Regions from separate parts of the Mus musculus genome. Here regions 2, 3, 4 and 5 are each linked to region 1. Evidence: chromatin loops called from intact Hi-C (ENCODE). Cell type or tissue: heart. All regions are shown on one strand.

Region 1 (5,000 bases):
CAGAGGCCAAGGCAGGACAATCAGTGTAGAGTGGAACATTGTTAGGCCCCACTCTTGCCCACTCTGTGCCCCTACCAAGCCATCCTTCCACAATGGCCACTCACTCAATTCCTTACACTAGTCCTCCATCTCCCTAGTCTAGATTGGTATGATCTGGGCAGTTCAGGAATATCTCAGTGCTGGCCTGGGGCCTCTCCTCCCACTGTCCAGGAAGCTTGACCTGCAGGAACCTCTCTGTGGGCCCCTCCTGGACAGAGACCAGTGTTGTCCATCATCAACCAGCCCTGCCGCCTGTCCCCCAGGAGAGTTCCCCTTAAATGTCTTTCACCACCCAGTATTCCCCACCCCCTCTGGGCTTGCACTAGTGCCAGCTCCCAGGGCAGGCGCCACAAAAGAGAACCACGACTGCTGGAACCTCTGTTGCCATGGGGACGGGGACCACAGAGCTCACATCTGGTAGTGATTGAGGAGGAAAAATTATGAGTCGTGGAAAACGCAAATATTTTTTTGTAACACAGAGCACAAAGGAATGTGGGGACTGGAGAGGGGCCTGGGCTCCGTCTGGTTTCCAGCAGGATGTAGCACACATCACTCAGAGAGGCCAGGCTGTGCCAGACAGCTTATACATGTGCACACACCAGCAGTTGCTGTCTTGTGGCACACATACCTTTGCCACTAGATGCACAGAAATACAACACAATGCAAAACACACACGTGTGACAAATCAGTGTGGCCCAGAAACACAGAACAAACACACAGCAGCATGTACCCTACATATAACTGCATCCAAATTAAAAGGGTCAAATACTCATGGCTCCATAATTCCCTGGGACACACAGAGGCACCTAGACACACAGTCTGCTAGACAGAAATGGACCTTCATGTCTAACACAGATGTACTACGGCACTGCACATGCAGACCAAGGGACATATACCCTGCCACACACATGTGGAGACAGTCACTGCAATGCAAAGAGGACTTTCAGCCCTCAGAACACATAAACGAAGGGCAAGGGATACACAGCAAATCTAACAGACTTGGGAACATAATACACCCTACAACACATGCACTTCAGGCATGGTGAAAGAATCATATATCATATTATATCATATGAATCACATGTGCTGCCTAGCACATGGAAACCAAATCCCTTGAAGCATGCATACACACAATTCATGGTGCAATGAAAAAAGAGGCAAGTTCTGATCCCACACACAGCCATTACACATAGAAACAGGAGACAAACATGTCCTCTGTAACGCATACCATTGTACTAGACAAAATGCCAGCACACACCCAGCACTTCACCACGCTCAGGAGACTGTGTCTAAACTTGCAACATCCATACCACTGTCACCCGACAAAAACATTGAGAGACACCCCTCTGCCACCATTACAGCTCTGTTAGTGAAACACACTCACAGCAGACAAAGTCACAGTGACATGACCTGTAACAGGGACACCTTCTACCAAAGCCGACTTGATAGGAAGACACTGACTACCACACGCCTGATATGCAAACACACGGAAAAGGCTCAGAAAAGCATATTCAGTCCATAATTAACACACATGTGCAGCACGGCCACACAGTACCCAACTGAGCCTGGAGGTGTACACACCCCTGAAACACAGCCAGATGTGTTGGAAGTTATCTGAGTTCTGTGATCCAGAAGAGCAGGGAGTGTAGCATGCACAGTGTCCCAGCTTCACCCAAAACCAACAAAGCAAGCAATAGTGACAAAACAAGGGGGACAGAGGGAAAAGAAAGTTGATCAGGATAAGGTGACGGGTCTTCTTCTTCTTCTTCTTCTTCTTCTTCTTCTTCTTCTTCTTCTTCTTCTTCTTCTTCTTCTTTTTGTTTGTTTTTGTTTTTTGTTTTTCAAGACAGAGTTTCTCTGTAGCCCTGGCTGTCCTGGAGCTCACTCTGTAGACCAGGCTGGCCTCGAACTCAGAAATCCGCCTGCCTCTGCCTCCCAAGTGCTGGGATTAAAGGCGTGCGCCACCACTGCCCGGCCAGGTCTTCTTATCTTTGCAAAGACTTGGGCTGAATCTTTGCAAAGATTTGATGAAGACTTGTTGCTTCTTAGTCATCAAAGCTCCAGAAACCCCTGGAGTGTGGTTACTGGGGGTGGGTGGGTACCGAAGGATCAGTGAACACAGTGGTCCAGAGCTGCTTACTGCACACAGCAACATGGGACCCCAGTGGCTCCCCCCCCCCAAGATGGTGTTTCACATAGTCCAGGATAGCCTTGAACTAGCTTTGTAGCTGAAGATAACTTGTGCCTCTGATACCCTACCCCCCAAGCTGCTAAGATTCACGCCATTCACCATACCTGGTTTATTAGGGATTGAACTCAGGACTTTGTTCAAGCCAGGCAAGCACTCTACCAACTAAGCCATGTTCCTAAGGAACATATCCCTAAGCTGTGTTCAGTGGCTTTATAATTCTCATTTTATTTTTATTTTTTTAATTTTTTGTTTTTCGAGACAGGGCTTTCCCTGTATAGCCCTGGCTGGCCTGAATTTTTAAAGACAGGGTCTTACTATATAGCCCTGACTGTCCTGGAACTCTGTGTAGTCTAGGCTTGTCTTGAACTCACAGAGCTTCACCTGCCTCTGCCTCCTGGGATTAAAAGTGCGTACAACATCCAGTTTATAGTAGCTTTTTATTATTGCTTTTCTGTACACTTCAAAACACAAGTGTTTAAAGCATCCATTCTAGAGGCACGACATTTGGCATTCCAATCTCACTGCTGTCCCTTGTGTGGCAGGACACCATTGCTATTTTAGGGCTAGAGATAGGACCTTTTTGAAAAGATTGAAGTCCATTCATTGTTAGCAAGGTAGAAGTATTCTGATGTTGCCATCTAGTGGTGAACCGCAGAAACATCTGGAGCAGAAAAGAGTGTGCAATAGTCCTAGCAGAAAAATAACCCAGCAGTTTGTATTGCTAGGAGAGGACACTGAGGTGGGGGTCCCAGGTTCAGGTTTTTCACCAAAGTTGTCTACAGCCAGCTAGAGGAGAAGCTCGAAGAACGCTGTAACATGATGCCGATGGTCTGGTGGGATACGAGAGTGGAAAGAACAGGAAGACACAGGGAAGTGAGGCAAGAGAGGTGAGCTGGGGTGAGGATTGCACTGCCCACTTTGAGGGCACCTCCCAGACTCCCAGACCTTCTGCTAGGCCTATCTATGATTTTAAACTTAAAGATAATTATAGTGTTATGTGATGTGTGTGCACATCTCAGTTCAGGCACAAGATGCCATCGTGTGCTATGGCAGTCAGAGGCAGCTTTGCAGAGGCAGCACTTTCCTTTCAGTGTGGAGAGAACTGGTCAGGCTTATGAAGTAATTGTATCTGCCTGGTGAGCCAGAGTGGCTTGTTACTGCTAGAGCACGTCCCAGGCCACCCATCCATCAAGGTTTTCTTACTCTGTAGCCCTGACTGTCCTGGAACTAGCTATGTAGACCAGGCTTTGCCTCAAATTTAAAGATCCACCTGTATATGCACAACTCCTGGTTCTTCAAGGTTTCCACTTCTGGAAAGTTGAGAGAAATTTCTACTGAGAGCCTGGGGCTCCTGACAGTGACCTGGAAACCAGTGACCCTATGAGGACCTTTCTGGAACTCTTCCCAGCATCAGAATTGGGCTTGGGATAATTTCTTGGCTTCGTCAAGTGAGTTTCCAAATTTCTACTCCTGTGAACTGGGACCAGGAGGAAGTAAAACATGAGGAACTCTAAGAAGTAGATCATCTTTGCCCACTGTCTTTGCCCTCTGCTTGTTTATACAGCTTTAGGAGTTGAGGAAATAGGCCAGTTGGTAAAGCACTTACTGTATCAACAAGAAGGCCCGCGCTTCATGCTCAGTGCACACACACAAGGATGCTTGTAATAGGCATACTTGAGATTCCAGCACTGACGAGGTGGGGGACAGGCAGAGTCCTGGGATTTACCACTCAGCATAGCTTCATCACTGAGCCCTAGATCCTAGAGAAAGATGCTGACAAATGGTTCTTGAAGAAAGATCCCTTCGCTTCCTAATTCAGCTAGCCCTAGGAGTCCTTCTGTCTCTGCTTCCCCAGCCCTGGAATTAAAAGCATGTTACCAATCCTGGCTTCCTATGTAGGTGCTTGGGATCTGAACATAGGCATGTGTCACTAATCTTAACTTCTAGTCTTTTTTTTTTTTTTTTTTTTTTGCTGCGTGTGTTTGGCATATGTGTATGCGTGAGTGTGTGCACCCATGTGTTCATTTGCAGAGGCCAGAAGAGGACATCAAGTGTCTTGTTCCATCACTCTCTGACTTTTTCCTTCAAGACAGGAGCTAGGATGGCAGCCAACAAGGCTCAGAGATCCTCCTGTCCCTCCTTGATTCAGCATTGGGAGGGTATGTGTGCTCTGGGGACTAGAACTCAGGTTTTTATGTTGTCACCTCTGTGACATTTCTCCAGAGCTTTTAATTTGTGTGTGTATCTGTGTGTGCATGCTTGTGGGGAGACACCAGGTGCCTTCCTTTATGGCTTTCTACATTAGTTGTTTATTTTGAGATGGTCTCACTATAGAGCTCTGGCTGGCCCAGAACTCTCTCTCTCTGTAGACCAGTCTGGCATCAAACTCACAGAGATTCTCCTGCCTCTGCCTCCCAAGTGCTGATATGAAAGGCATGAGCTACCACATGTGGATCTACTTTATTTTTCAAGCCAGGTTTCTGTGGATGGAGAGATGGCTTGGTAGAAAGTGCACGGACTGCTCTTCCAGAGGACACGGGTTTATCCAGTCCTAGGGGATCTAATCTACTTTTCTGGCCTCTGTGGGTACCAGGCACCCAGGCAATGCACTAGCATACATGTAGGCAAAGCACCTAAATAACAATTAAAAATTCACTGGGAAATGTCAGGGTCTCACTAGTTCAGCTAGACTGGCTGGCTGGAGAGCTTCAAGAGCCTGCTGGTTCCTGTTCTGCTCAGAGGTGGGCGTACACCTGTCCACTACACCTGG
Region 2 (5,000 bases), 68 kb before region 1:
CCTGGTCTACAAAGTGAGTTCCAGGACAGCCAGGGCTCTACAGAGAAACCCTGTCTCAAAAAAACAAAAACAAAAACAAAGAGAGAGGAGAGAGAGGAGAAAGAGAAGAGAGAGAGAGAGAGAGAGAGAGAGAGAGAGAGAGAGAGAGAGAGAGAGAGAGAGAGAGAGAGAGAGAGAGAAAGAAACGGGGCTGGAGAGATGGCTCAGTGGTTAAGAGCACTGACTGTTCTTACAAAGGTCCTGAGTTCAAATCCCAGCAACCATCCGTACTGAGTTCTGACACCCTCTTCTGGTAAATCTGAAGACAGCTATAGTGTACTTAGATATAATAATAAATAAATCTTTTAAAAAAACTTTAAAAAAGAGAGATAAACATTTAGACATTTAGACATATTTACATTACTACTGTTTATAATCTGTACTGAAATTCATATTATAGAAAGAACAATAGACTTTAAGTCATGGTGTACTGGCTAGTTTTGTGTCAACTTGACACAGCTGGAGTTATCACAGAAAAAGGAGCTTCAGTTGAGGAAATGCCTCCATGAGATCCAACTGTAAGGCATTTTCTCAATTAGTGGTCAAGGGGGAAAGGCCTCTTGTGGGTGGGACCATCTCTGGGCTAGTAGTCTCGGTTCTATAAGAGAACAGGCTGAGCAAGCCAGGGGAAGCAAGCCAGTAAAGAACATCCCTCCATGGCCTCTGCATCAGCTCCTGCTTTCTGACCTGCTTGAGTTCCAGTCCTGACTTCTTTGATGATGAACAGCAGTGTGGAAATGTAAGCTAAATAAACCCTTTCCTCCCCAAGTGCTTCTTGGTCATGATGTTTGTGCAGGAATAGAAACCCTGACTAAGACACATGGTAAAAGCTTAGGAATCTGAAAATTTTATTTTTTTATGTGTCCCTTAAATCATTTCCTTAGACCTTTACAACTTGCTCCTACATACCTTAAAACATTTTATTAGACCCTCATAACTTATTTAGGCTTGAAACCTTTTGTTTTTATCTAATCATTTACCACGAGACACAGGTGGCTGATTTCTGGGAGCAGATATTGTAAATCAAATTCCTTTAATTAAAGGAATAGCAAAAAAGTTACTTTGAGGGCTGGCGAGATGGCTCAGTGGTTAAGAGCGCCGACTGCTCTTCCGAAGGTCCCGAGTTCAAATCCCAGCAACCACATGGTGGCTCACAACCATCCGTAATGAAATCTGATGCCCTCTTCTGGAGTGTCTGAGTACAACTACAGTGTACTTACATATAATAAATAAATAAATCTTAAAAAAAAAGTTACTTTGAAACCTGTTTGGTGAGTTTTTCCCTTTAAGAGTGTGAGTCTATCTGCAAGGTAAACTGTTTGCCTTTCTTGGCAGGAGACCTGGTTAGCTCTAAAAAGGGTAAGGCCTGGGGCTGCTTTTTTCTATGGAATGAACTGAACAGGCAGCAGAATTCAGCCTTGGGGAAGAGCCAGGTTGCTGGCTGCTGTTAGCCATCAAACAACAATCTGAGCAGGGTACATTATAGCAGGAAGTGTGATCCAAATGGCCTATGTATCCAGTAAAAGGACAGAGACCCACTACCCACTCCCTAGGCTCCCGCAGTGGTCTAGGGGGCTTCACTGGTGGTTCATTGGCTTCATTGGCTTTGGCTGTCACCCAGGACACTAGTAACTGTTCTGCTGCTCTGCAGGGTCCGCATCAGCCCTTGGCTGCCATCCCCAGAAGGTCTGAGAGATTTTCCTGTGGAGGAGGAACCTAGGAAAACTGACCTGCTGAGACAAGGCTGAGCAGGGCAGTCAGTCCAACAGTGTCCACAGCATGGACCCAGCCCTGCCTGCAGGCGAGGCATGGGGCAGGTTTCCAGTGGTTAACGTTGCTGCAGTCCAGCAGGTGGGGCAGTAGTGCTCCAGTGTCTTCTTTAGAGACTTCCGATTCCCAGTAGGAGTCTACCATGGAAGGCCTTTTCATTAAACATTTCAATTGTCATAATTAGCAGATCTCTGATGAGTTTGAGAACCATAACCTATTAAGTAGACCAACCTTTAAGCAAATTTTACTTGTTTTTAGTTACTTGCTTTAAGCTTTACCTTGAAAACACATAAAGGAGGCTTAAAAAAAACCAAATGAATTACATTTGTACTTAGCGTATCCATGAGCATAGTTCCGAGCACAGTAAATAATTTGCTTGTTCGTAAGGTGATGAGCATTAACTTGCACGTCTTGATTATCTAGCAGTTTACAATAAGTCAGTAGGCTTTTGTTTTATTTTGTTTTGCTTTTTGAGACAGGATGTCTCTGGGTAAAAGCCCTGGCTGTACTGGAACTCACTTTGGAGGACCAGTCTGCCTGGAACTCACAGAGATCCACCTGCCTCTGCCTCTCAAGTGCTGGGACTAAGGGCGTGCACCACCATTTCCCAGGTCAAGTTAGTAGCTTTTTATTAAGATTAGGATTTTACAGCTTTGTCCCTGTTAAGTTTGAGCCTTGAAATTTTGAGTTGAAGATTTAATTATAGGGTATGTGTCTTTCATTGGGGAACATAAACCCTTTTGAGGCAGGTAGTAACCCTAAGCAGGAATTTATTAATATATTCCAACTACAATAGAGATAAAAGGGTTCTTTTAAACTCATTATTGATTGTTTGTAAATTTCATATTATGCACACCAACCCCACCCATCTATCTACTCCTTTGCATCTATCCTTGCTACCTCTCCCTCATAACAAAATAAAAAGCTAAAATTAAAAATCAGATCTCGCTGTGGAGGCTGCTGTGTCATAGTGTGTCGCACAGTGTGTGCTTTTGTCCAAACGTCTTTATTTGCAAACGTTCATTGCAGTGAATCATTGATCTGTTTCGAGGTCTCTGGCTTCTGTTATACTATCAACACTGAATCCTCACCAGGACTCCTTTCAGATATCCTGTTGTTGCCCTGAGTCAGGGAGATCTGTAGTTTGGATCAGCAGGACTTGACCCATCATGAGCTCCAGCAGGTCACACATGGGGTAGATGATGTGCTGAGCCAAACTCAAAACTTTGGGTCTGGGGCCTGGGAGGTGGTTCAGTTGGTCAGCCCTCCAGCTCTCCCACATGCGTACCACCAGGGGGAGCTCTCCAGCACTGAATTGGCTAGTGTGGGAGCAGGTGGGCTTCTGAGATAAGAGGATTTTAAGAATAGGAAGTAGGCCAGGCATAGTGGTCACATGTCTTTGATTCCAGCACCCCAGAGATGAAAATCTGAGAGTAAGAGGCTACAGAGAAAATGTATTCCAGCAATATTGCTGCTCTGACAAAGAATCACATCCCAAGCCTTTCTGGTTTGTTTTTGTTTTTGTTAAGATTTGTTTATGTATATGGGTGTTTGTTTGTATGTATGTATGAGCACTAGAAGATGACGTCAGATCCCATAGGACTGCAGTTAGAGACAATTATGAGCTGCCGTGTGGATTCTGGGAATTGAACTCAGAACTTCTGGAGGAGCAGCCAGTGCCCTTAACCACTGAGCCTTCCCTCCAACCCTGTCTAAGTCTTTAATCCAAAACAATGAAGGCAAAGTTAATTTGTAGAAGGACGTATCCATGTTTGAAAGTGACATCTAATTAAAGGGCAAAGTGATGAATCATGGAAAGATTTGACAGAATGAGTCAGAGATCAGCTATGCCCAACTGTCATGAGCACAGCACAGGAAAGAGGCTGCTTAAGAGCAGCAGTACAAGCAGTGCAGGGAGGGTGTGGCAAGTTGAGCTAAGTGCAATCAACACAAGAGGCACCGCAGTAAGGTTGAGTTCATTTACATTCAGTTTATGAAGCAAAAGCCAGAGAATAAGAAGGAACCAGGAGATTAGAGAAATTGCCAAAGTTAGTTTAAGGCCATGCAGAGCAATTCAGTGAGAAGCCAAGAGAGGTCAGATTGAATCAGTCAGCTTGGAAGATTAGATTGTGTGGAAGCTAGAAGCTTTCAGGCCTCAGCTTAGGAATAATTAGAACAGAGAAAGAAAGACTCTGGGCTCCGCCCAAGCGGTGTATCTGCAAAGCTTGGGTACTGGTCTCATCACTTCATCTGTGGAGACAAGTGCAACATTGACATGGGACAGACTGGTGTAGTGGTATTTTTGAGAATTCTGAAATTTTGGTTTTGCTAATTATTTCTTTTTAATGATAAATATTATAAGAATGTGATTTAGCTTTAATTCCAGATGTAGGAGGCTGGTTATGATTGCCCTCATGCTCTAGTAGAAGGATGGTTTTGCCAGCTGTAGATCGTTTCTGTGATTGTGTGGCATTTGGAACTCTGGGAACTTTTCAGAGGATATGAGTGGTAGGTCCCCAAGAGGCCAGGAGGTGGCGTGTGTGGTTGTGGTCATTTAGGGAGGTTGGTTGAGGTTTGTTAGTAGCTGTGGTTAAAGAAAAAAGAAAAGGAAAGAAATTAGATTCATAGCTTCCCCCTGCCCCTTCTTTCTCTCCTAGCTAGTGTTAGGGGAAGAAACTGGGGCTGGGTGGGTGTTGGGGTTCAGGAATTGCCTCACAAACACATGAACACTGATCTCAATCAGACAGGCATAGTTTATTGAGCATATCCCCCAGGACTGGTCGACCAAGGCCATGGTCCAGAGTCCAGAACTGAACCACAACCCTGAGTTAAGATCCTATAGGGTTTTTAAACCCCATATCCAAAAACATTTGTGCCAAGTTATTTCATCAATGAGGGTTGATGGATAGGGGATTCCTTAGGAAAATACCTTTGTTGTACAATTACTTTGTTCCCATTGGTTGAGGCATTCAACAGTGTCAGAGGACTTGTCTAATATTCCTGTTCTAAATTCTATACAAGGATGGGACTTGTCTAACATTCATTAACAAGTTAACATTCTTAACCTGTCAACCAGGATGTCACTTACCGACATACATGTCTCTTTCTGCCAAGTAGGGTGTCAGTTCCCAGGGAAGTCTTGGGATTTTAAACGTTGGTAGTCAAAATGGAAGTCTTATTCCAAATAGTTT
Region 3 (5,000 bases), 51 kb before region 1:
TTTGTCAAGGCAGCTGGTCTGGTCTGAGTCTACTGTGCAGCTTTTCTCCTCTGAGAGTCTTTTGTGCAGCTCAGTTTCACCTGTCTCAGCTTTTATTATTTCTCTGACAGGGAGGGACCAAGTGTATTTGGTCAGTTTCAAGGACTTCCTGAAACTATTTTGAATTTTTTAACCTTCCTGCTTAAGGAGTTTTTCTGAAGAATAGAATGCTCCAATCTTGGGGAAAACTGTTATACAAGGAGAAAACGAATCTTCCTTTCAAATCCAGAGACCAAAGTGGGCTTAGGTCTTTAGAATGGGAAGAGCTTCATACTATATAAACTAGGTTTGGGGCATAGACTTTGAGATTTCTTCCTATTCTGCTATTCTGTATCTCTAGAACTTTCTAGTGGGTGACCTGTTTCAGTTGTGTTTTCCGATAGTCAGAAGTGACAAGGGAGTGTTGTCTTCTACTTTTTGTTGGATCTCATATATTTGCTGATGGTATCTCTTGCTAGAATACTTTTATCATGGTCTAAAAGTCTCCAGCAACACAGGTGGAGTCATTTGGTCCAGGGAGCCCTGACAGGTAGAAGTTCACGTGCATTGGGTGCCTCCTTTTCTAGAGGCTGGGTCTTTTCATCTGGATCTATAGCTAGGCCTCCGGGCAGCAATTAGGGTTCCCCTAAAACAGCCTTTCTTTTATTCATTTTCTTCTTCCTTTTTTTCTCCCCCTTTTCATGAGGAGGCTTCCTTGGCGACATCTTTTCTCTTACATTCTCCACCATATTGAAACTACAATTTCCCCCCATCTATCTGTAAGAAGGCCCTACAGCTCCACTCTTGGATTCTGCTATAGGTATGCGCCCCTCAGAGTGTGGTCCTCCTCGAGGTGAAGCAGAGAAAAGTGGGTGTCCCCAGGACAGCTAGGGGCAGGTGAGTTTTGGGACTGGGAACCAGATTTACTCTGGAGTCTCAGAAAAGAGGAAAATCAACACTTGTCCGTACATAAAGCCTTTGCTTGTTTTCACTCTCCACAGCAAGCACCGGACGAGGAGCCTTCCAAAGTCTAAAGTACAATGACAGAAGAAACCAGGGAGCGACAAGGAGGAAATAAGAGGCAGAAGGAAGACCTCAGACAATAAATAGGGCTGTGAGGGAAAGGAAAACAGAAAGAGATAGAGAGGGTGGGAGCGACCTAGAGAGGAAGCAAGGAAGAAGCAAGAAGGAGGGGACAAGTGAGACGATGAGTGAAGTAATAGACGCACGATGAAGAGGGAAGGAAGTAATGCAGGAGAAACGAAGAAATGACTGGGGGAGGAAACGGGAAAGTGAGGGAAGGAAGGAGTCGATGAGGGAGATGGTGAGTGAAAGGGTGTGAAGAGACAAGCCAGTGAAGAAGCTATGAGTGAGAGAATGAGTGAGGGTTAGAATGAGGCCAGGAGAAAGGGAAAGAAGGAGGGCCTAGGTTTGCACCTTCAATAGGCACCTCGAGGGTGGAGCTTCCGGACAGCGGATCCTTCGGAAGAGCAGCCGGGGTCTGACCCTTCAGCCTCTTCCCGCCCCGCCCAACAGCGACCCCCCCTAGAGTCCCCTTGCGCCTGCGCGGCATCCCACGTGACGGAGAGGCTCCGCCCCCACCTCCAGCCTCCCGCCTCCCGCCTGCTGCGAGAGCGGCCTCAGCTTGCGGCAGCACCAGGTCAGCTGCGAGGCATGTACCGTGCGGGCCCGGCAGGCCTTCTTCGCCGAGCTTGTGCTGCACGCGGGGATGGGAGAGGGAGCGGGGATGGCGGAGGGCGCGGAGATCTGGGCCAAGTACCGCGGGCGCCTGGGGCGGGCACGGGCGACTGCCTGACGTGGCGGGGGCTTGGCCGGGCGACCCCCGGGCGTCCGGCGCGGGCCTGGCGCTGTGGCGCGGGCCCGCCGAGGCCTGCGCGTGGCTGAAGCGGACCGTGGCCCTCGCAGCCCGGTTGGTCAGGTTCTGTCGCCAGCCGTGGGTCCGAGTGTGGCCTCTGGCCTGTCCCCGTCCCTCGAAGCTATTCGAGCAGGGATTGCAACAGGCAGCGGGCGGGCCTGGCTGCCTCTCCCGGCGTGACCTCAAGCTCATCAGCCGCGGCTGCGGTTGTTGAGAGAAGCCGGAGAGCAAGCGCTGTCAGTGCAAAATCCCCGGATTGTACTAGTTTAGATCCTGTACAGGCCGAACGAACGGACCTGTCCGGGCGCAACGGGGCCACCTTCTGCCCGCGGCTGCTTCCTAGGGTAAGGCCTGATCTCCGAGATGCTCCTCGTCCGTGCTCTGGGAAAGAAGCCATAGAGCACGTCAACACCTCTTGGATGCTCCCTCCCACCCCCGTGGTAATAAGGACCCGCTCCCTCTTCTGCTCTTCCCAAGCTGCTGTTTTTCCTTTTGTTGCACACCTTACGTTGTGGTTCAGATGCGTTGAGGACAGATACGGAATGGGAGCCCCCACAGAAGGTTGAGGATGCCTTTCCAGTAAATGATTCCTTGAAGATTCCTCTAAAATTTGTTTCAGTGCACAGCTGTTTGTAGTAGCAAACAATGGTAGGGAACCTAGTTTATATGTGTGAGAGGGGCATGAAGTTATAAGCAGAAGCTAAAGGAATGTGTAGAGGAATATCTTAGATCTGCAGTCACCGTAGTCTCCTTAATGTTTTGTCGTTTAAAAAAAAAGAGTGAAGCCAGGTGTGGTGGTCCCTGCCTTTAATCCCAGCACTCTGGAGGTAGAGTTCTGTGAGTTTGAGGCCAGGCTGATCACCAAAGAGTTCCGTGACAGCGAAGGCTGTTAGAAACAAGTGGTCTGTATGTGCACCTGGGTGAAGGTGCTCTAGAGACCAGCAGAGGGCGCCTCCACCCGATGTCAGCGCTGGGAGCTCCAGTTCCGGGCAGGAATAGTTTTGCATTAAGTGCACTGAGCACTCTAACCCCACCTCTTCCTTATAGGCAACTTTGTGATCTTTTTGTATCAGCACTCCGGAGTGGTGGAGTTACAGATCTGTTACCATCCTGTCTGGCTATACCAGAGATTCTGGATGTTGTTGCATTCTTGATTGTACTGAATTTCTTTTCTTGAGCTTTTCTTGTGCTCTGCCTGTCCAAAGGAGTAGCCATCTGTTTTACTGTACTTGTTTTTGTGGTGGCCGTTTAGAGAGCAGATGATATCCATCCCCTTCCAAGAGGGCAGACAGGCTGCTCAGCTGACAACTGTGAGGACCACCTCCACATGTGCATGGTGGGGGAGGGTCAGTGTCTGTTAGGACAATTAATCACCCACAGATGGGGAAGCCTTCCAGGACTCTGAGGTTTGGAGATAGCAGCCAGAGTTTGGTTAGCAGATATTGCCATAGAAACTAACCCTGAGTTGCTTGTGAGACAAACTGTCAAGGGTAGAGAAGACAGGTTCACTATCAGAGCATGTTTTTTTGAGATTGTATGAAGGTGCTAGGTAGATGTGATCAACTAGAGTCACGGCCAGAATAGGACTATGAGAAAAGAACACAGTTCTGTTCAGAGGACTTCAGGTGTCCCTATGGGTCTAAGAACTGGCAGTGGGGCAGGCAGGAGAAGGAAGTGAGGTTTTGAGCTAAGTCACAGGGAGCCCCAAGTATGAAGCAGTGAGATAGCACTTGGTAAGTAACTATAGTATGATCACAGGAGTATTTTTGGTCCCCTGTTCAGAGGAAACTGGGGATGTTGATGTTGAAGCAAGACGAGAGTTAGGGAAATCCTTTGGAACAACAGTCCTATGCTGGGACTCCAAACAGTGGCCACTGGAAAAAATAAGGGGATGACTGCAAGATATAGGAGGAGAATCAAGAACAAAGGATCTTATAAAACATAGCCTTAAGAAGAAAAAGAGATCGCTGAGACTAGGAGGTTTCAGGTAGAAATGTAGTGTGTAACTGACACAAACAGACTAGTTAGAAGGGATTCTGGCTGGAGACGCCATTGAGAATACGTGCCCCGGGGACAGGGTGCACTGAAGGAAGGGAAGAAAGAGGTCAGGAGAGGAGCAATTATTCTAAGGTAGAGTTCCAGGCTGGAGGGATCCTAACCCAGAAATAGTTGGCAAGACATAATATAACCATCTCCAGGGCCTTGTGAGAAGGCATCTGGTTCAGGTAGAAGGAAGGTGTGGGTAAGCCAATAGAGGCCCTACATCCAGGAGACAGATGGAAGAGAAGGGAGCACATGTGATGGGAGGCAGGAGAGGCTTGAGAGCACATAGGTCCCGAAGAGGAGATGGGGTTGGGGAGAAATGTGCTCCTTCAGTAATAAGGCCTTTAGGCTAGTTTTCCCTCAACATCTAATTTTCATTTTAAGATATACATATTTGGGGGCTGGTGAGATGGTTCAGTAGTTTAAGAGTGCTTACTGCTCTTGCAGAGGACTTGGGTTTTGTTCCCAGCACCTTGGTTGATGGCTCACAATTGTACTCCAGAGGATCTGACACTCTCTTTTGGCCACTGAGGGCTCCTACATAAGTAAAATTAATCTTTAAACTTTTCTTATTGTTACTTTATGTGTGCATGTGTGTACCACAGGTTATGAGCGGAGGTCAGAAGGCAATTTTGTGGAGTTCAGTCTTTCCTTCCATCTGTGTGGGTTTCAGGCATTGGATTCAGGTTGCTAGACTTATAGGGCAAATGTCTTTACCCACTGAGTCTGTTTTTGTTGTTGTTGTTTTGTTTTGTTTTTTGGCTTTTCGAGACAGGGTTTCTCTGTGTATCCCTGGCTGTCCTGGAACTCACTCTGTAGACCAGGCTGGTCTTGAACTCAGAAATCCACTTGCCTCTGCCTCCCAAGTGCTGGGATTAAAGGCATGAGCCACCACTGCCCGGTGAGTCTGGTTATCATTTTTTACTTTTAAAGAGATGACAGGGAACTCTAAAGTGTAAGTAGAGTAGCATGAAGTAGAGAGGGTCCATGGCCTTCTAAATGGCTGACCTGTGCTAAAAGAGCATATGGTTGGCCACTGGCCACAGGCCTCTAGCAACTGACT
Region 4 (5,000 bases), 250 kb before region 1:
TGGCTGATCTCTGTGGCCAGAATGGAGTCCCTTGGGAATAAAGTTTGGCCTCTTCTCATTTTCTTGGCTGCTAGAGAAGAGAAGCTGGTTTGAAGTGCTCAGAGGGGTTGTTGTAGTGGTCCATTCCTGTTATCCGAGCATACAGAAGACTGAAGTCAGTCTGAATGCTATAGTGAATTCCAAGCTATTCTGGGCAGCATAGTGAGACCTGGCTTCAAAAACTAATCCAAATTAAACTAGATCAAACTAAGGCAAATGTGTGTGCATTTGCACGTGTGTAGACAGAGTGTGTCCAGCTACCTGCTTGGCTAGCACCTGCAGCAGCAGACATATTAGCACCTCAGCTGACACCCCTAGGCTCTCAGATACAGGAGCCCCCCACCTTTCCTGGACACTGCTAAAGCTGGGCAAGGACAGCAAGTGTCTTCTAGTCCCTCTTCTATTGAACAGCTGGAGGGTGAGGCTCACTCTTCTACTGGTCTGTAACGGCAACACTATCTCTGTGACCCACCCATTTACCATCCTGTGAGGCCCACACCTGAGTTAGATTCTCCACTGGCACAGACCGTGGGTGATTGAGGCTCAAGCTCCTTCACTGCTCAGCAACAGCCTCAGATCCCCACTTGGAGAAACTAAATAGTCTGCCCTTTCTTCCCTGCATACCGTCATAGGACTTCAGATTCCCGCCCTCTGTTCCCACCACCTCTGTGTCACTTGCCTGCTCTAGTCTGTAACTTATATAATAAGCCACCCCAAAGATCTTCCAGTGCTGTAAAGGCTTGCTCCCTGTGGCTGCAGAGATGACTCTTGCTCCCTGGGATGCCCAGGTGACACAGCACTGGCCTCTTGTAGAGGATCCAGGCTTCATTCCCAGCACCTGCATGCAGGCTAGTGGCTGACTGACAGCTGACTGACTTCAGTTTCAGGAGGCTTTCTTCTGGCCTCCATGTGAACTGACACATGTACACAGATAAAATATGCACATATGCACAGGATAAAATAAAGTCTTTTCTAAAAAACTTGGTTCTCAATATTGGGATGTGGAGATGAAAATATCTAAAGTCTTAGGGCACTAGGGGTTCCCCTCAGGAGATCACGTGACCCCTTTCGACAGCTGAATGACTCTTCTCTAATGTTGGCTCAGCCACAGGCCAAACTATCAAAAGTTGAACTCTCCAAATCTATAAGCCAAAAGTGCATTATTTCCCTTTATAAGATGCTTGCCTGCAGCCGGGCAGTGGTGGTGCACACCTTTAATCCCAGCACTTGGGTTTCTGAGTTCGAGGCCAGCCTGGTCTACAGAGTGAGTTCCAGGACAGCCAGGGCTACACAGAGAAACTCCGTCTCAAAAGAAGAAGAAGAAGAAGAAGAAGGAGGAGGAGGAGGAGGAGGAGAAGGAAGAAGAAGGAGGAGGAGGAGGAGGAGGAAGGAGAAGAGGAAGAGGAGGAGGAAGAAGAAGAAGAAGAAGAAGAAGAAGAAGATGCTTGCCTGCAACATTCATTAAAGTAGCAGCAAGCTGGCTACTCAGTTCTCAAGTCCCAGAGACACAGCCACGGTTTGTCGGAAGTGATGTGAGATGCTCCTTTACTTCCACAGAGCTCTCACAATGACTTTCTTAGAAGACACTCGGCTTTAGCAGGTAAACTCCAGAGCCAAGGTTAGCACCACTCCACCACTCCACTGTCTAAGCAGCTTGGGGCAGACCAGAAATTCCAAAACTCCTGTTAGACAGTTGTTCTGGCATATCCATTGCAATGATCTAAGAATTCCTTTCAGATGCTGGAGAAGCTGGAGAAGTGTCTGAGCAGCTAAGAGCACCAGCTGTTCCTCACGAGGATCTGAGTTCATTTCCCAGCACCCACATTTGATGTCTCGTGACCATCTGCTACTCCTAATGCAGAGGATGAGATGTCCTAGCCTCCACAGGCACCCACACATCTCTCTCTCTCTCTCTCTCTCTCTCTCTCTCTCTCTCACACACACACACACACGTTTAGAAAGAATTTGCTTCAGCTGAGCAGGGCCTGAGTGGCCCTTTTATGTCACCAGATCATCCCCAAGTCTAGGCTCAACTGATCTTCCACATAGTTGAGCTTACAGGTATGCCTAGGTCTGATTTTTATAGCTGATTGACACATTTAGACATGAGTGACATAGGTGGGTATTTATATTCCTAGCACAGCAGTCCGGCCCGTGCAGAGGCACTGGGAGACAATGACTGGATCAAGGTTGCCTTCCCATGTCTTCCCTAGCACTTAGCTTCTCCCCAGCCCAAGATCTCACACACACTGGACAAGTACCTTACCACTGAGATATACTACAAGCCCTTTTGCAAAAGCACTTGGGATGAAACCTCCATACCTTCTTCCATGATCTATGGGCATATAGTCTCTGCTTCCCTTGCAAAGCATTGCCTGGTCATTCTCCCCTAGACCACCAGTCCAATCACACTGGTGTCTACCAGTGGAGGAAACAGGCCTGCATGATGAGAGTTCATCAGCTTCATGATCTTGCCATGGCTGACTCCTTTTTACCCAAGGCACAGATTTCTGCTTAAACTTCTGCCCCTTTATAGCAGGTGGATCCATTATTTTCTAGACTTATACGTTGCTTCTTTATGAAGGTCAGAATGGTCTTGAGAGTGTATGTTCCTTGAGGTCAGGAACTTTGTTTTGTTCATAGATAGATTCCTCACAGCAGAGGGCAGTGAGCTATGCCTGGAACTCATTGAATTCCGTGGCTGGAGTGGAAGGACAGCCAGAGGAGATATCATGAGCAGAAACCAGCACATTGATATTTTCAGGCAGAAGCTGGGTGCCGTCCTGCCCATTCCCCTTCCCTGCCACCAGGGGGCGATAAGTACCCATGACTGCCCAGACTTTGTTACCTGCCAGGTCATTGAGCTGATTATAGCTGAGGTCTAGAGATTTCAGGCCCCTGTGATGCAGCAGAAGAGCAGCGAGGTGCTGGGCTGCTTGTTCCTCCAGCCTGTTCCCTTGCAGCTGCATCTTCTCAACAGTTGGGTTTAAGGCAAGGGCAGTGCAGATCGCCTGGAGCCCTGCAGCTCCAATCTGATTCTCTGACAGGTCCACATCTGAGGGCAGCAATACTGCCTGGTCAGAGGGACCTGCAGCCAGGTGCCACACTCTGCCAGGTCAGAGGGACCCACAGCCAGGCACCACACACTCTCCCTGGTTGGAGGGACCCGCAGCCAGGCGCCACACATTCTGCCTGGTCAGTGGGACCCCCAGCCAGTCGCCACCCTCTTTCACTTCTCTGTATCTCACAAACCTCCGAGCCTGAGGGAAAGGAGGGGCTTTGCAATCTGATTTATCTGGGGGCAGCATGGTGACAGCCTTGCCACTGTTGGCTGAGTCACCTTGGGTCTATGGTCTCCCCACTCCATGACTGTCTGTGAAGAATGCTGTGGTAGCATGTCAGCTACTCTGTGATGGTTGATGTAACAGCATAACCCCACTGTCCTATTGCTAGGGACTGGCGATGTAAGCTTAGATGTCCACTTCTGTCGTTTCCTTTGAAGTTTGCCACAGCCCAGAGAGCAAAGTAGTGCTGTGGTGGTCACTTTACAAGCTGAAAACAGGCTCAGTGATTGCCTGCCTGGGTCAGCTTGTGCTTCATCGGCAGAGCTGGAAGCAGCCTCACCCAGCCCCCACCTTGCCCTTCCGGTTCTCCCTCCCTCGGTGCCTGCTTCTCTGTGCTCTCCTGCCCTGCACTCAGGCACTGGGAGTCTACTGCAAGGGGGGAGGCTGCTCACCAGGGAGAGGCCAGTGAGAGCAATGGAGAGGGTCAGACAAAGAGCAGCTCAGCATGGGTTAACCCGGCACTTCCCTCCTCATCTCCTAGCAACATCTCAAGATCGAAGGCCTGGGGAGGGAGCCACTTCCCTGGGAAAGAGGGGCCCCAAGCTTGCCTACTTCTCAGACGGAAGTCCTGCACTACCTACCAGAGATAATGCTGTTCTTACGCAGGACATCAGCCAGAGCCTCTGCTCCAGCACCACAGAGCCCATTGTCCCGAAGATCCAGACGCTTGATGTAGGGATTAGAGGTCAATACGGAAGCCAATGCCCGGACCCCCTGGAACAGAGCAGAGAGGTACAAGGGGCGAGGAACATAGTGGCCTGGGGGGCCTGGTCCTTCCCTGAACTGAGATACAGATGGTCATAATTTCAGTTTAAATCCCCAGAGCTCCCACCTCCTCCAGAGAACATCAGCTTCTACCTTTAGGTGCCGCCCAATCTCACTTCCTGGAGTCCTTCCTACAATTCCACCCTCATCTCTGTCACACAGTCTCCACCCTGTCTCGCAGGCATGGGAGATGGGACTTGTGTGGCACAGACAGCTTTGAGTGTCTGAGATAGAATCAAGGACAAGATGGCCACTACCTCCTACATCCTCCCAGCCAAGTGTGGTTCCAGTGTCCCCCAACAGATACCTGGGGCCCCAGGCCACGGTGCCGAAGGTTCAATTCAGAGGCACCCTCTTGGCGCAGAAGACAAGAAACTGGCACAACACTATTGGCCCGGCAAGACTTCAGATAGAGGGTAGCCATGACCCGTTCTCCAAGCCCATGGGTGCCTAGCAGTAGATGGGAGATGAAGAAGGAACGAATCACTGGCATAGCCTGGACCCTTTCCTGCCCCTGCCATTTCTTCTTGTTCTGGTGGCTACTGTGCCCATATTCTAGATGAGGACCTCCACACTAAAAATTAATTAAGTCTTTTCTCAAAGCCACCAAACTAGTGAACCAAAGGGAGCATTTGCCTAATGCTGACATGTTTGCTGTCCTTGCCCCACTGCGTCCAGGTATCACAGATCACCTTCCCAAACATACACACACACACACACACACAGAGACACACACAGAGAGACACACACAGAGACACACACACACACACATACACAGAGACACACATACACAGACACACAGACACACACACAGAGACACACACACACAGAGACACACATACACACAGACAC
Region 5 (5,000 bases), 170 kb before region 1:
CTAAGTTAGGCATGCTGTGCTTCAGGTCTTGAGTACACGGCGACCCTAGAACCCCATCTCCTTGTTCGGCCTAGCCTGGCTCCATGGTCACCCTATCAGCACAGAGGACTGAGGTGGGGCATCAGGAAGGGGTAGGCTTTGGGAGTAAGGAGCAGTGTGGCCCTGCCTCCTATAAGGGGTCTACACGGTGGTCTCACTCCAGCTGGCCCCCATCTTGCTACCTGTCTTCAGGGCACCCTTCATCCAGGAAAACCTGCTGATGTACACCAAGCTGTTTGTGAGCTTTCTGAACCGTGCCCTACGCACAGACCTTGTCAGCCCCAAGAATGCACTCATGGTCTTCCGAGTGGCTAAGGTCTTTGCCCAGCCCAACCTGGCTGAGATGATCCAGAAAGGTGAGTCTTCAGTCCCGGGCAGGCTCCACTGAGTGAGTTAGTACCTTAGCTGCTGAGAAGTGGCACATAGAGGAATTTGGGGTTGCTGCATGCCTCAAGGATGTTCTTTGTGGCTTGCAGACTTTGCACATCAAAAGTATAGTAAAAGTTTGGCTAATGTCCCCTTCCTAGTGCTGGCATCTAGGCAATGGCTATACTGAGCTCAAAGACATGGACATCAGAGCTCTAAGCTGTAGCTCTCCGAACTGCTGTTTTACCCTATAGATTGGTGGGTAGTGGCGGGCATTGGCTGCTGTCACTCTGCTAGCACAGTGTCTACTGTTGGCAACTGTTGCTTTTGCTCAGGCTCCTAAGCATTAGAGCTGGGCCCTCGAGCTACCAAGCCCCCGAGACAGTACACAGGTAGAGGCCCTGGAGTACCTGCACCAGATATTCCCGTTAGGCCTTTCTCTCTAGCCTGGAGCCTGGAGGTACAGCATTGCCACGGCTCTTCAGAAGCCAGAGCAAATTTTCTGGAGTCTTACCAGGAGCACCTGGATGCGTGTGGCAGACTTAGCTAGCGTCTTGCCTTCTAGGTGAGCAGCTGTTCCTGGAGCCGGAGCTCATCATCCCCCACCGCCAACACCGGCTCTTCACAGTCACCACCAGCTTCCTGTCACCATGGCCCCCTGTTGTGACAGATGCCTCCTTCAAGGTGAAGAGCCATGTCTATAGCCTAGAGGGCCAAGACTGCAAATATACCCCAATGTTTGGTCCTGAAATCCGAACCCTGGTAAGTGGACAAAAGTCTTCCTAATGTGGGGTCCCGGAAGCTGTGAGGACCAGCAGAACCAAGGAAGGGATTTTCAGTGCAGAGAAGAAGGGAGGAAGGCTGGGTATTGAGTGGGTGCTCTAAGTATAACTGCTAGTTTTTTTCTCATAATGAAGATTATTAATTATAAGATGTCCCTTTTCCCTCTGGGTGGACACTCTTAGAGCTGGTTTCTTAGGGCCACCCTGCCCAAATGACAGGGTCACCACCTCCTTTGGTGGGTGCTTGAGCCCATTTGCAGTGCCTGTGTCTTTCTTGCAGGTCTTGCGCCTTGCTCAGCTCATCACACAGGCCAAGCAGACTGCCAAGTCCATCTCTGATCAGTATGTGGAAAGCCCAACTGGCCGCTCCTTCCTGTCATGGCTGACCTTTGGCCTCACAGACACAAATAGCTGCTACCCAGCCAATGACCTGGATGAAATAGGTCAGGACAGCATCCGCAAGACAGACGAGTACTTAGAAAAGGCCCTGGAGTACCTGCGCCAGATATTCCGGGTATGTCCTGTACAGGTCCCTCTAGGAGGGTCTCAGTCAGTGGGGGTGAAGAGCTCTCCCTTCCTTCCCTTTGAAATTGAAAGCAAAGGCCTTCCTCTCCAGCTCAGCGAAGCCCAGCTGGCCCAGCTCACGCTTGCCCTGGGGAGTGCTCGGGACGAGAATGGGAAGCAGCAGCTCCCAGATTGCATTGTGGGGGAAGAAGGACTCATCCTTACACCCTTGGGCCGCTACCAGGTAAACCATTTTTGTCGCAAGGGGCATATGATGGTCGCATGAGCTGTCGTTTCTCAAGTCATCTGCAAAGATACATTCTTTTTAGAATTATTTCCACTGCTTGGGTTTCTAGATTTTTTTATTTTATTTTATTTTGTTTTTTTTTGCCGTCAATAAGAAATTTACCTATTTAAAAAAAAATCCAAATGCTGGCATTGTCCAGAAAATTTTAACAGGTTTATTTATAATTGTTATAAAGTTGAACTGTTGAAATGTGTTCACGGAAACATTTTGCTTGCATTAATGCTTTACATCTTGCACTTATATTAAAAATTCATACACAAATGAACGGGTTTCTAGATCATTAATGGTCTGCGAAGGTTCGAGATTGAGTACCAGGGAGACTTAGAGCTGCAGCCCATCCGGAGCTACGAAATCACCAGTCTGGTCCGTGCACTCTTCCGGCTGTCCTCTGCCATCAACCGTAGAGTAAGTGAGCAGCAGGGACAGCTGGGATGCCCTAGACATAGCTTCCAGAGAGTGCTCCTGCCCTAGGTAGCATCCTGCCCTTCACGGCCCTGCGTGAGAATCACTTGGTCCCAGAGGCATCCTGGAAGGGAGGGTGCTCTGTGTCTCCAACTGCTGAGTCCTTGTTTGTTCTCTAGTTTGCAGGCCAGATGGCAGCTCTGTGCTCCCGGAATGACTTCCTTGGCAGCTTCTGTCGCTACCACCTCACTGAGCCTGCCTTGAGCAACAGACATCTGCTGAGCCCTGTAGGGCGGAGGCAGGTCACCAATCCTGCACGGGGCCCCAGGCTCAGCCTCCGTTTCCTGGGCAGTTACCGGACACTGCTCCTGCTCCTGATGGCCTTCTTTGTGGCTTCTCTGTTCTGCATTGGGCCCCTGTCCTGCTCCTTGCTCCTGGTCCTAGGATACGTCCTCTATGCCATAGCTATGACACTGCTCACTGAACGGGGGAAGCTGCACCAGCTCTGAGCTGCTGGCCATCCTCTCCTGAGCAGACTGTGGCAGGTTGCTTAGAAGCCAGGAATAGAGGGGCAGGTCATCTTCAGTGTTCTTGGGAGTAGTTTCCCTGCAGTGGTGGAGTTATTCAAAAGAACAAAGAGTTGGAAGGGAGAGTGATCCAGGCAGGCCTGACACAGAAGGGTCAGTGTCAGAAGGTTCATAAGCCATTGTGTAAGACAATCAGTGCTGGCCATGGCTCCTCACCTTCAGTCCAAGGGCACACAAGCAGCTCAATATCCACTCCAGGGGAGAAGCAGGGTTCTAAGAGACAGAGCTTGGGGTTGGAGCTTGGTCTGGCCAGCCTCTGTGGACACAAAGCAAAAAAGCATTGGTTTTGCCTGTAAAACTAAGGAATTTAAGGGAGCGTCACATTTGTAACAACACCTGTATGAAAAAAACACCTTCACATCAAAGCTAAGACACCAAAGGGCTCAAGTTCACCCTGCAGGTGAACACCACCATCTCCAAGGTGTTCTTAAACCAGCCCTTTTGTTGTGGGTGTGTAGCTGTTTTTAAAGAAAAAAAAATACCAACCTGTTTTTTTTCAAAGTTATCACTGGGCTTTGTATTTCGATGTAACTTCAGAATACATCATGGGACCCATGACCAAAAGTCAGCTCAAAACATAACTGAACAAGGATCCGAATAAACCATTCTTGCTTCGGAGATTGTCTGGGCTGAATCTTTAGCCTGTTTACCTGCCAAGGGTCCCTGGGCATTTGGGAACTGTGGAGCAAGCTCCTGGACACGGTACCTCCTTACCTCGTGATGGAGTTCTTTCTGACTGAAAGTCCCCTTTCATGCCTAGGGCATGTTGGATTCAACTTCTGCAGAAACAAGACAAGGCAGACTAACCCTGAGGTGGGGGCAGGCCCTGTGGTGCCCTGAGAACTGATTTCCCTGCTTAACACCTCAGAACTGGCTGTCATCCAGAACAAATACCACATTGGCTTCCAGAAACTTCCTTTTTGTTAAACAGTGTCATTTTTATTTTATGTGAGTGAATGTTGCTTGTGTCTGTTCATCATATGTATGCATTTAAGGAGGCCAAGAAGAGGGAGTGGGTGGGTGCTGGAGACCAAACTCCAGGCTTCTGTAGTGCTCTTAATCAACTACTGAGCCATCTCTTCAGCCTCCAGAATCTTAGAGTCATGGGCAGATGGGGCTGACCTATACTAGCCAGCTCCAGGCCAGCATCTTCCCAGGAGTACAACCTCCTTGTGGTGGGAAGGGAAGTTGCCTTTTGAGTGTCCCACTGTTTCCAATTCCCCTGGTCAGAGCTGAATGACTAGCCCTTACCAACAACCCTATCAATATTTATCTTTTGTGTGGGGGATAGAGATAGTTACTCTTGTGTAGCCCAGGCTGGCCTTGAACTCAGAGATACACGTACACTTACCAAGTGTTGGAATCAAAGGCTTGTGCCAACTCTTTACCTAGCCTGTATTTATTTATGAGATGAATATTTTTTTAAATTTTTTTTCTCTTGACAGTTACACACACACACACACACAGGTCATGTCTTACTCCTTCAAGTGCCCCCAGAGTTTAATGTTTTAGACTGACTTATTGGAGTGTGGGGGATGCAGTGCATGCATGCGTGCCATGTATGGACATAGGTCAGAGGTTTGAGGAATGGAACTAGGTTAGGCCTCAAAGCAGGTGTCACCAGTTGTCAGCGTTCAGTTGTCAACTTGATTCACCTGGGAAAGGGACCTTTTCTTGATTGATGTAGCTATCTTCGGGTGGTACCATCCCTAGGCAGGTAGGTCTGGGCTGTATAAGAAAGGTAGCTGAAAGTAAGCTGGGGAGAAAGCCCCAAGCAGTCTCTTGGTTTCTGCTTCAGGCTTCTGCCTTGCCTTGAGTTCCTTCATGGCATCTGTCCATGATAGACTCTAACCTATAAGCTAAAATAAACCCTCTGATGCCCACTTTGCTTTTCTTTTGATCACGGTGTTTATCGCAGCAACAAAAAATAAAATAGGATGCTCAACTAAGCCATCTCCCTGTTTTGGTTTATTTTTAGGATAAGATCTCACTGTGTAGTCTGTAATGAAACTT

What was found. Hi-C counts contacts between places; a loop is a spot of excess contacts. Peaks named below come from ENCODE experiments on the same cell type or tissue, not always from the same donor. Only the 100,000 strongest peaks of a DNase experiment are listed, where the experiment ranks them.
Region 2: it touches region 1 in a loop (5-fold over the local background); 26 of 42 quality-filtered maps call a loop at or near these places.
Region 3: it touches region 1 in a loop (3-fold over the local background); 11 of 42 quality-filtered maps call a loop at or near these places.
Region 4: it touches region 1 in a loop (7-fold over the local background); 10 of 42 quality-filtered maps call a loop at or near these places.
Region 5: it touches region 1 in a loop (3-fold over the local background); 5 of 42 quality-filtered maps call a loop at or near these places.

What each region holds. Positions count from the first base shown.
Region 1 is chr16:17,809,456-17,814,455 of GRCm38, forward strand. No RefSeq gene overlaps it. Among named protein-coding and RNA genes, the nearest start is that of Scarf2, 15 kb to the left of the region's middle. RefSeq lists an enhancer at 1-1,698. In heart, a CTCF peak has its summit at 2,872 (motif pointing left); a DNase peak (open chromatin) is centred at 376; H3K27ac peaks cover 1,041 bases; H3K27me3 peaks cover 1,039 bases.
Region 2 is chr16:17,741,623-17,746,622 of GRCm38, forward strand. No RefSeq gene overlaps it. Among named protein-coding and RNA genes, the nearest start is that of Klhl22, 15 kb to the right of the region's middle. In heart, CTCF peaks have their summits at 1,889 and 3,106 (motif pointing right); no DNase peak of the experiment used is centred here.
Region 3 is chr16:17,758,017-17,763,016 of GRCm38, forward strand. Klhl22 (kelch-like 22) reads left to right here and starts at 1,605. Exons shown (of 7, transcript NM_001359068.1): 1 at 1,605-1,678. In heart, a CTCF peak has its summit at 2,830 (motif pointing right); DNase peaks (open chromatin) are centred at 1,605 and 2,045; H3K4me3 peaks cover 2,547 bases; H3K27ac peaks cover 1,675 bases.
Region 4 is chr16:17,555,282-17,560,281 of GRCm38, forward strand. It overlaps Lrrc74b (leucine rich repeat containing 74B), which reads right to left. Exons shown (of 9, transcript NM_029053.3): 2 at 4,456-4,598; 3 at 3,965-4,097; 4 at 2,888-3,094. Among named protein-coding and RNA genes, the nearest start is that of Lrrc74b, 3.5 kb to the right of the region's middle. In heart, a CTCF peak has its summit at 2,840 (motif pointing right); a DNase peak (open chromatin) is centred at 2,850; H3K4me3 peaks cover 1,448 bases; H3K27ac peaks cover 2,519 bases.
Region 5 is chr16:17,639,895-17,644,894 of GRCm38, forward strand. Smpd4 (sphingomyelin phosphodiesterase 4) reads left to right here. Exons shown (of 19, transcript NM_001164610.1): 14 at 232-395; 15 at 971-1,167; 16 at 1,468-1,701; 17 at 1,804-1,935; 18 at 2,275-2,403; 19 at 2,580-4,936. The coding sequence ends at 2,909. Among named protein-coding and RNA genes, the nearest start is that of Ccdc74a, 4.1 kb to the right of the region's middle. In heart, no CTCF peak of the experiment used is centred here; no DNase peak of the experiment used is centred here.